Regions from separate parts of the Homo sapiens genome. Here region 2 is linked to region 1. The links are chromatin contacts, found by Hi-C in ENCODE. All regions are on one chromosome and are shown on one strand. Each heading gives the region's core, a stretch centred on a gene start or an enhancer-like site at or near the end of the contact. The rest is flanking DNA. Distances are from core to core; before and after follow the strand shown. Region 1 holds the start of KDM1A (lysine demethylase 1A). Region 2 holds the start of SRSF4 (serine and arginine rich splicing factor 4).

Evidence for each region. A loop is a pair of places that touch in the nucleus more often than their neighbours do. Pooled maps may share reads with other maps.
Region 2: a map of CD8-positive, alpha-beta T cell shows a loop between it and region 1 (24-fold over the local background). The contact joins the promoter of SRSF4 here to the promoter of KDM1A in region 1. A Hi-C loop is called at or near these places in 2 of 168 maps with a recorded cell type or tissue (B cell and CD8-positive, alpha-beta T cell) and 8 of 50 pooled maps.

The regions. Positions count from the first base shown.
Region 1 is chr1:23,017,976-23,021,124 of GRCh38, reverse strand. KDM1A (lysine demethylase 1A) reads right to left here and starts at 1,657. Exons shown (of 21, transcript NM_001009999.3): 1 at 1,178-1,657. The coding sequence starts at 1,528. RefSeq lists enhancers at 480-1,165, 1,166-1,853 and a silencer at 1,341-1,410.
Region 2 is chr1:29,180,427-29,183,575 of GRCh38, reverse strand. SRSF4 (serine and arginine rich splicing factor 4) reads left to right here and starts at 1,676. Exons shown (of 6, transcript NM_005626.5): 1 at 1,676-1,930. The coding sequence starts at 1,824. It also overlaps a transcript of MECR not described here. RefSeq lists enhancers at 348-985, 1,328-1,557, 986-1,623 and silencers at 1,628-1,837, 1,888-2,077.

The DNA.
Region 1 (3,149 bases), core at 408-2,907:
GGTAATACTCATCTCAAGAAGCTCCCCATACACACTGACTTGGTATTCCCACTTAAAAATTATGTAGACAATTTTTTCAGGCATAAATTATATAATCTGCAAATTTTTATTTAAATGTTGACTACACGCACATATATATCCAGGTTGTTTTTTCCAACTAGACCGACCATTAAATCTCCAGAAAAGGCCCAAGTCTAAAGTCTGCGCCCTAATACTGCCCCAGTGCCCTGCACACAGTGTCCCATGTGGTCCTTTGTTTCAAGGGCTGATGATACCCTGTAACAACATGAATGTGGGAATTACATTCCACTTCCATCACTTATTTAGCTTTGTGACTTTAGGCAAGTTGCTTAAATTGTGTGCCTCAGTTTACTCATTCCTAAAATAGGGCTAGCAATACCTGCCCGTTGATATTTAACAACAACAAAAAAAAGTAATGTTGGTGACACGCTGAATATAGCATCTAGGACACAGACATTTGAGGCAGTCACTGTCTGTATATACTGTTTGGAGTCAAATCTTTTCTTCCCATATATTTGCATTTTGACTATTATTTGCTCTCTCAATCAGCAGCTTCCTCATCTGCAAAATTCTGCGCCAAAAGATCGCTGAGAGGATTTTAAAAAAGAAAAAAAAAAAGACTAGAACTCCTACCACACAGCAGGGTTTTGCTCAAACAAAAACAAAAGCAAAAACGACCCTTTCTTTTCATCTCCCCGGCTAAGGCGATTTCTTCAGCATCAACCTACAGCCCCCTCGTGCACCCAGCTGAAACGCCATCAATATCGCCCAACAGCTTCCAGACCTATCTGTGAACAAACAAGTGAGGTCTCCAAGAACGCCAACCGTAACCCCACGTCAGGGAGCCATTTTCCAGTCAAGAAAATGAAAAGGTGTGCAAGAAAGACCTAAGGAATAAAATACCCCTCCCAGCAATCATCGATGCCCCTTCCCACGTCGCTCGGGACCCAGCACAAAGACCGCAGTCAACACCGGCAAAGACTTTTCCTTTCTCACCCCACCCGTCCAGCTAGAGGGGACGTGGCGTGCGCAGCGATACAAGGGGAGGTCTGAGTGGTCGCAGGGCCCAAGACCCGGCGGCGGCGGGGGAGGGCGGAGAAGCCTCGGGGAAGCTCGGCACCAGGCGGTGTCGTTTGAGGGAAGGGTCGAGCCTTACCTTCGCCCGCTTGCGCCGGCTGGTCCGACGCCCCTCCGGAGTCTCTGCTATTCCAGTTTCCATGGGGGTCGCAGACCCAGGCACGACAGTAGGGCCGGCCTGAGGCCCTGCGGACCCCGGCGGTTCCGCCAGGCCCCCGGGGGGCGAGGCCCGCGGAGGCTCTTTCTTGCGGGGTGTGCGCTCCCCCACCGCCCCCGGCCCGACCTCGGCTGGGCCCGACAGGCCCGCGGGCTGCGCGGCCACCTCAGACCCGTTCTCGGAGCCGCCTGCTGTCCCAGGGCCAGCCTCCGTCCCGGTTGCTGCCGCTGCAGCCGCCGCCGCCGCGGCTGCCGCCTTCTTCCCAGATAACATCTCGGGCCGCCGGGCCGCCGACGGCCGTAGGGGCCGCTCGCTCTGTCGCTCCGTGGGTCCGAAAAGCCTTGCCTCGCCTCGCTTCACGCTGCCCGCGCGCCGCCAACCGCCGTCGCGTACGCACGCGCCAAGCGCGCTCCCGCCGCGCCGGGACAAAAAGGGTCGGAGACACCCACGAGCCCCGCCCCTCCCCCGCAGCCATAGAGCGGCGTTCTCGCGGCTAGAGTGGCACCGCAGCAAAGAACGTGTAGCTTGCCTAGAGCGTCTCCCCGGCGTTTGGAGTGGGACCTGGCACAGTCCGTGGTCTTAGGGCTTCTGGGCCAGACTAAACCTCCGAAGGTGACCATTTCCTCCAGGGACTTTCGGGTTTGCATGCGTGCGTTCGTTCATTCACTCACCCAATTATTCGTTAATTCAACCAGTATTTATTAATGCTTGCCTACTACGTAACAAGGGTTACATTATGAAGTTCTAGCTTTCAAAGAACTTACAGTCTAATGGGGGAAAACACTGAAATATGTTGGTAGAGCGTCTTACTTATTCATAATTGCCCTGCTTGGACTGGGCAAAAAACTTGGAGAGCACAGCAGTTTCGATGGTAGTAAAATGGAGACAAGTTACGAAATCCAGGTTTGAGTCCAGACGGAATTGCTCTTGTCTCCAAGCCTTTGTTCATGCTTTTCCTTCTGGCTGGACCCCAACCTCATTCGCACTCCATGTCTTGCGCTTCTCCCATCCCCCATGTCCCCCATCCCCCATGTCCCCCATCCTTCATGTCCCCCATCCCCATCCACATAACACCTCTTTCTACTCCAGGTTAATTCTTTCTAATAATGATAGTAGCGGTTTATTCTTTTAATTTTTCGAGGAATCCCTTGCTAACCCAAAACTGGAACAGGTCGTGTACTTTTAGCATGCGTGTACTTATTACACAAACAATTGTCTTTTTAATAGTCTGTCTCTTCGAAGTGAAATTGTCAAAAAATTATTCCATTTACATGAAGTTCAAGAACTGGTAAAACTAATCTCCAGTAATAGGCTCCAATCAGCCCTTGCCTGAGATGGGGGTCGGGGGTTGACTGCAAAAGAACAAGAAAGAACTTGCTGGGGGTGATGGAAATGTTTTATATCTTGATTAGGGTGATGGTTACATAGGTGTATATATTTGTCAAAACTCTATGAACTATCCATGTAAAACAGGTATGTTTTATGTAACTGTAGTACTTCAGTAAAGTTGTTTTTTGTAAAAAACTAAGCAAACAGACAAAAAGGCAATCAAATGTAGAAAGGAAAAAAAGTAAAAGCTATGCAAGAAAGAAAATGTATCCGAGTGGCGTGGCACGCACTTGTAGTACCAGCTGCTCGAGAGACTGAGGTGGGAGAATCACTTGAGCCTAGGAGTTCATTCAAGTCCAGCCTGAGCAACATAGTGAAACTGCGTTTCTAAAAAAAAAGAGAAAAGAAAAAGAAAGAAAATATAATCATAGTACAACATATGGCTCAGCTGTGAACTGTATTAACATGACCATAAAAACGTAAGCAGTGAATATTGTTTTATTTATTTTTTCTGTTCTTTTGTTTGTTTGTTTCTTCTTTTTTTTTTTGAGACAGAGTCTTGCTC
Region 2 (3,149 bases), core at 427-2,926, 6.2 Mb before region 1:
ACCACTTGGAGATAACATTTTTCACCTCTCAGATTGGCAAAGATCAAAAAGTTTGATAACACGGTGTTGATGAGGATATGAGGAAACAGCCACTTAAGGGGAATTGAGCAATAACTTATCAAAACTCTGACCCAAATATCCTATTTCTAGGAATAGATGATATATATAGAGAGAGAGAGAAAGAGAGAGAGAGAAATGCAAAGTTACTGCAGCAGTGTAATAACAAAAGGTTGGAACTTATTTCAATGTCCTTCACCAGGGCACTGGCTAAATAAATTACTGTGTATAAAATGGTATGAACCATAAAACTAGTCCTTTTATACTCTTAAGGAATGATTTTCAAAATATATTTTGTGTAGAACCATATGTATAGTATCCTACTATTTGTTTTATAAGGGTAAATTAACCTCCTAAAGGACATTTCAGAAACTGCCTCTGGGAAGAGAAACTAAGTGGCTGGTGGACAGCGAAGACTTTTCACTGTGTATCATTTGAACCTTGAGTTATCCTTTCAAAATATTCAAAAAACAAAAACAAGCAAAGAAACAAAACCCTTTATGGTTCTAGGTACATGGCGTTAGTGAGAAGGGAACCAATATTTATTGAGCTCTTACCATGTTTCAGACACTGTTCCAAGTACTTTCACATACACTACCCCATTTAGTGACCTGTGTAATCCTTGAGATGGGTATACATTATTCTAATTTTACAGGTTAGAAAATAGACTGGATAGGCCAGGCGCAGTGGCTCACGCCTGTAATCCCAGCACTTTGGGAGGCCAAGGCGGGCGGATCACCTGAGGTCTGGAGTTTGAGACCTGCCTGGCCAATATGGTGAAACTTCCTCTCTCCTAAAAATACAAAAATTAGCCGGGCGTGGGGGCGGGCGCCTGTAGTCCCAGCTACTCTGGAGGCTGAGGCAGGAGAATCGCTTGAACCCGGGAGGCGGAGGTTGCAGTGAGCTGAGGTCGCGCCACTGCACTCCAGCCTGGGCGACCGAGCGAAACTCGTCTCAAAAAAAAAAAAATAGGTTGGATTGTGGTCAAGTAATTTACTCGGCGTCATGCCTAGTCTAGCTCCAAAGCTCCAGCCTTCTCCGCTTCTCACACTGCTTCTATTTAAGCAGTGTCCTCTTAAAAATAATACTGGTCTCATTTATTGGGCACTTGATATGACAAAACTACTAAGTGCTTTATGTACGTATTCTCATATAATTCTCAAGACAACTCTGGAAGGTAGGAACTACTCTCCCCCTTTTACAGAAAAGATAAAGGAGGGTCCGAGACATCGCGCGTAACAAGCCCAAGGTCACGGGTACACAATCGTTTGGAAGCTAGGTTTGATTCCAAAGCTCCAGCTCCGAAATCCAAACCACACCCGGTTCAAAGGACAAAAGCACAAACGCTCGCTCGCTGGGCTCTAGGAGGTGCGGACACTTCCGGGGGAGGGGCGAAGCCAGCTGGCTGCGGAAGGCGGTGCAGGAACCCCTTTGGCGAGCTCGCGCGAGGACGTGCCGCAGCGCCGCCTGTCGATCACCTTGCCCCGCCGCACGTCGGCGCGCCCCCGGGCAAGCTCCTCCCCCAGTCCTGGCCGAGCGGGAAGCGAACGCGCGCTCTCTCCGGTTACCTTCCGCCTCGGGGAAGGGCGGGGGAAGTGGAAGCGCGCGCTCGCGAGCTGCGTGCTCGCGTACGTCGCCGGGGTTCGGCTGCGTCCGTCCCGCCGCCCGCCCGTTGCCGCCGCCGCCGCTGCCGCCGTGCTCTCGCTTTGCCCGCCGCCGCCTAAGGGGGGCTGGGGCCGGGGCCAGCCATCACTGCCGTTGCCGGGATGCCGCGGGTGTACATCGGCCGCCTGAGCTACCAGGCCCGGGAGCGCGATGTGGAGCGCTTCTTTAAGGGCTACGGGAAGATCCTGGAGGTGGATCTGAAGAACGGGTGAGGAGGGCGAAAGAGGGTCCGGCCGGGCGGGGACAGACCCCATAGGTGGTGGGGAGGCCGCGGGGACGGGAGAGGGACGCCTGGTCCGCGCGGAGCGGCTACCGGCCTGGCCAGGCTCCGCCATAGTGGCGGCGCCTCGGGGGCGCGGGTAGGCCCCGGTTCCCACTGCGCCTGCGCGGGTGGGGGTGGTGGAGGCATAATGGGAGCTGTGCTGAGGCCCTGAGTGGGACGGGGAGAAGGAAAGCCCGAGTGGGGCTGGTGCTCCGGGCAGGGGGGCACAGCTCCAGGGCGCCCGGGAGACCTGGGTTTTCCCTTCCTAGGCCCGGAACTGGGGCCCTATTCGTTTCTGGGTAGACACCAACCTTTCCCGCTCTGAGGACTACTGGAAATAAACAGGATTTCCTGCTCCCTTTCACCTCTTGCCCGGTCTCATGGATCAGACGGTCACAGCGCCGTCTTCCCCGAGGACTGGAGCCTTGGAGGGAGGCCCTTTTTAGCCGTGTGCCACGCTTTTTTGGGCGGGAGACTCCAGTTTGAGTAGTCTAGTGACAGTTTCGAAAGTATCGTCTTGCCGTGCTGAAAGCCTTCACCGTTCCCTCTGCAAGAGTAAATTAAAGTCTTAACTTCTTATCTTTAAGACTCCGTGCAGAGTTTCCACGCTGTGGTTTCCGTTTTCCAACTTACCGAAAAATTGCTTGGCCGTTGTAGAATTTGTTAGGAGAATAGTGGCCACCCTGGCTAGTATCTGCGTCTGGTTAACGCAGACGGAGACGAAATTGTTAACTTACTGCCTCCCCCAGAGTATGATCTATTACTTGTATTCTTAATCTACTTCGGCAAAAATAGTGCCAGCATGAGCTACAGGTTTTAGGGAAAACTGTTGAGGAATCAGGCCTGGAGAAAATACTCAACGGGGAAAACTGGGAACCAGATGTTAGGTAGGGCTTGGAAGGCATGGATATAAAATTAAAAGGACTGGGGTGACATTTTAGGGCACTAAACCTTGGGTGTTAGAGAACTCTTGGCTTAAAAAAGAAACTCTACTTTGCAACAGTTGTAATATAGCTACCGTTTACTCCCCAGGGTTATACTAGTAACTGACACCTGAAACATTTTGAAAGTTACCTAAGTATGTTTCACGTATGAGAAAACTGGTAGCTACCGTATTCTCAAATGATGATTTGGGTTTAAAAAGCCATTTCAAATTAATTATTAG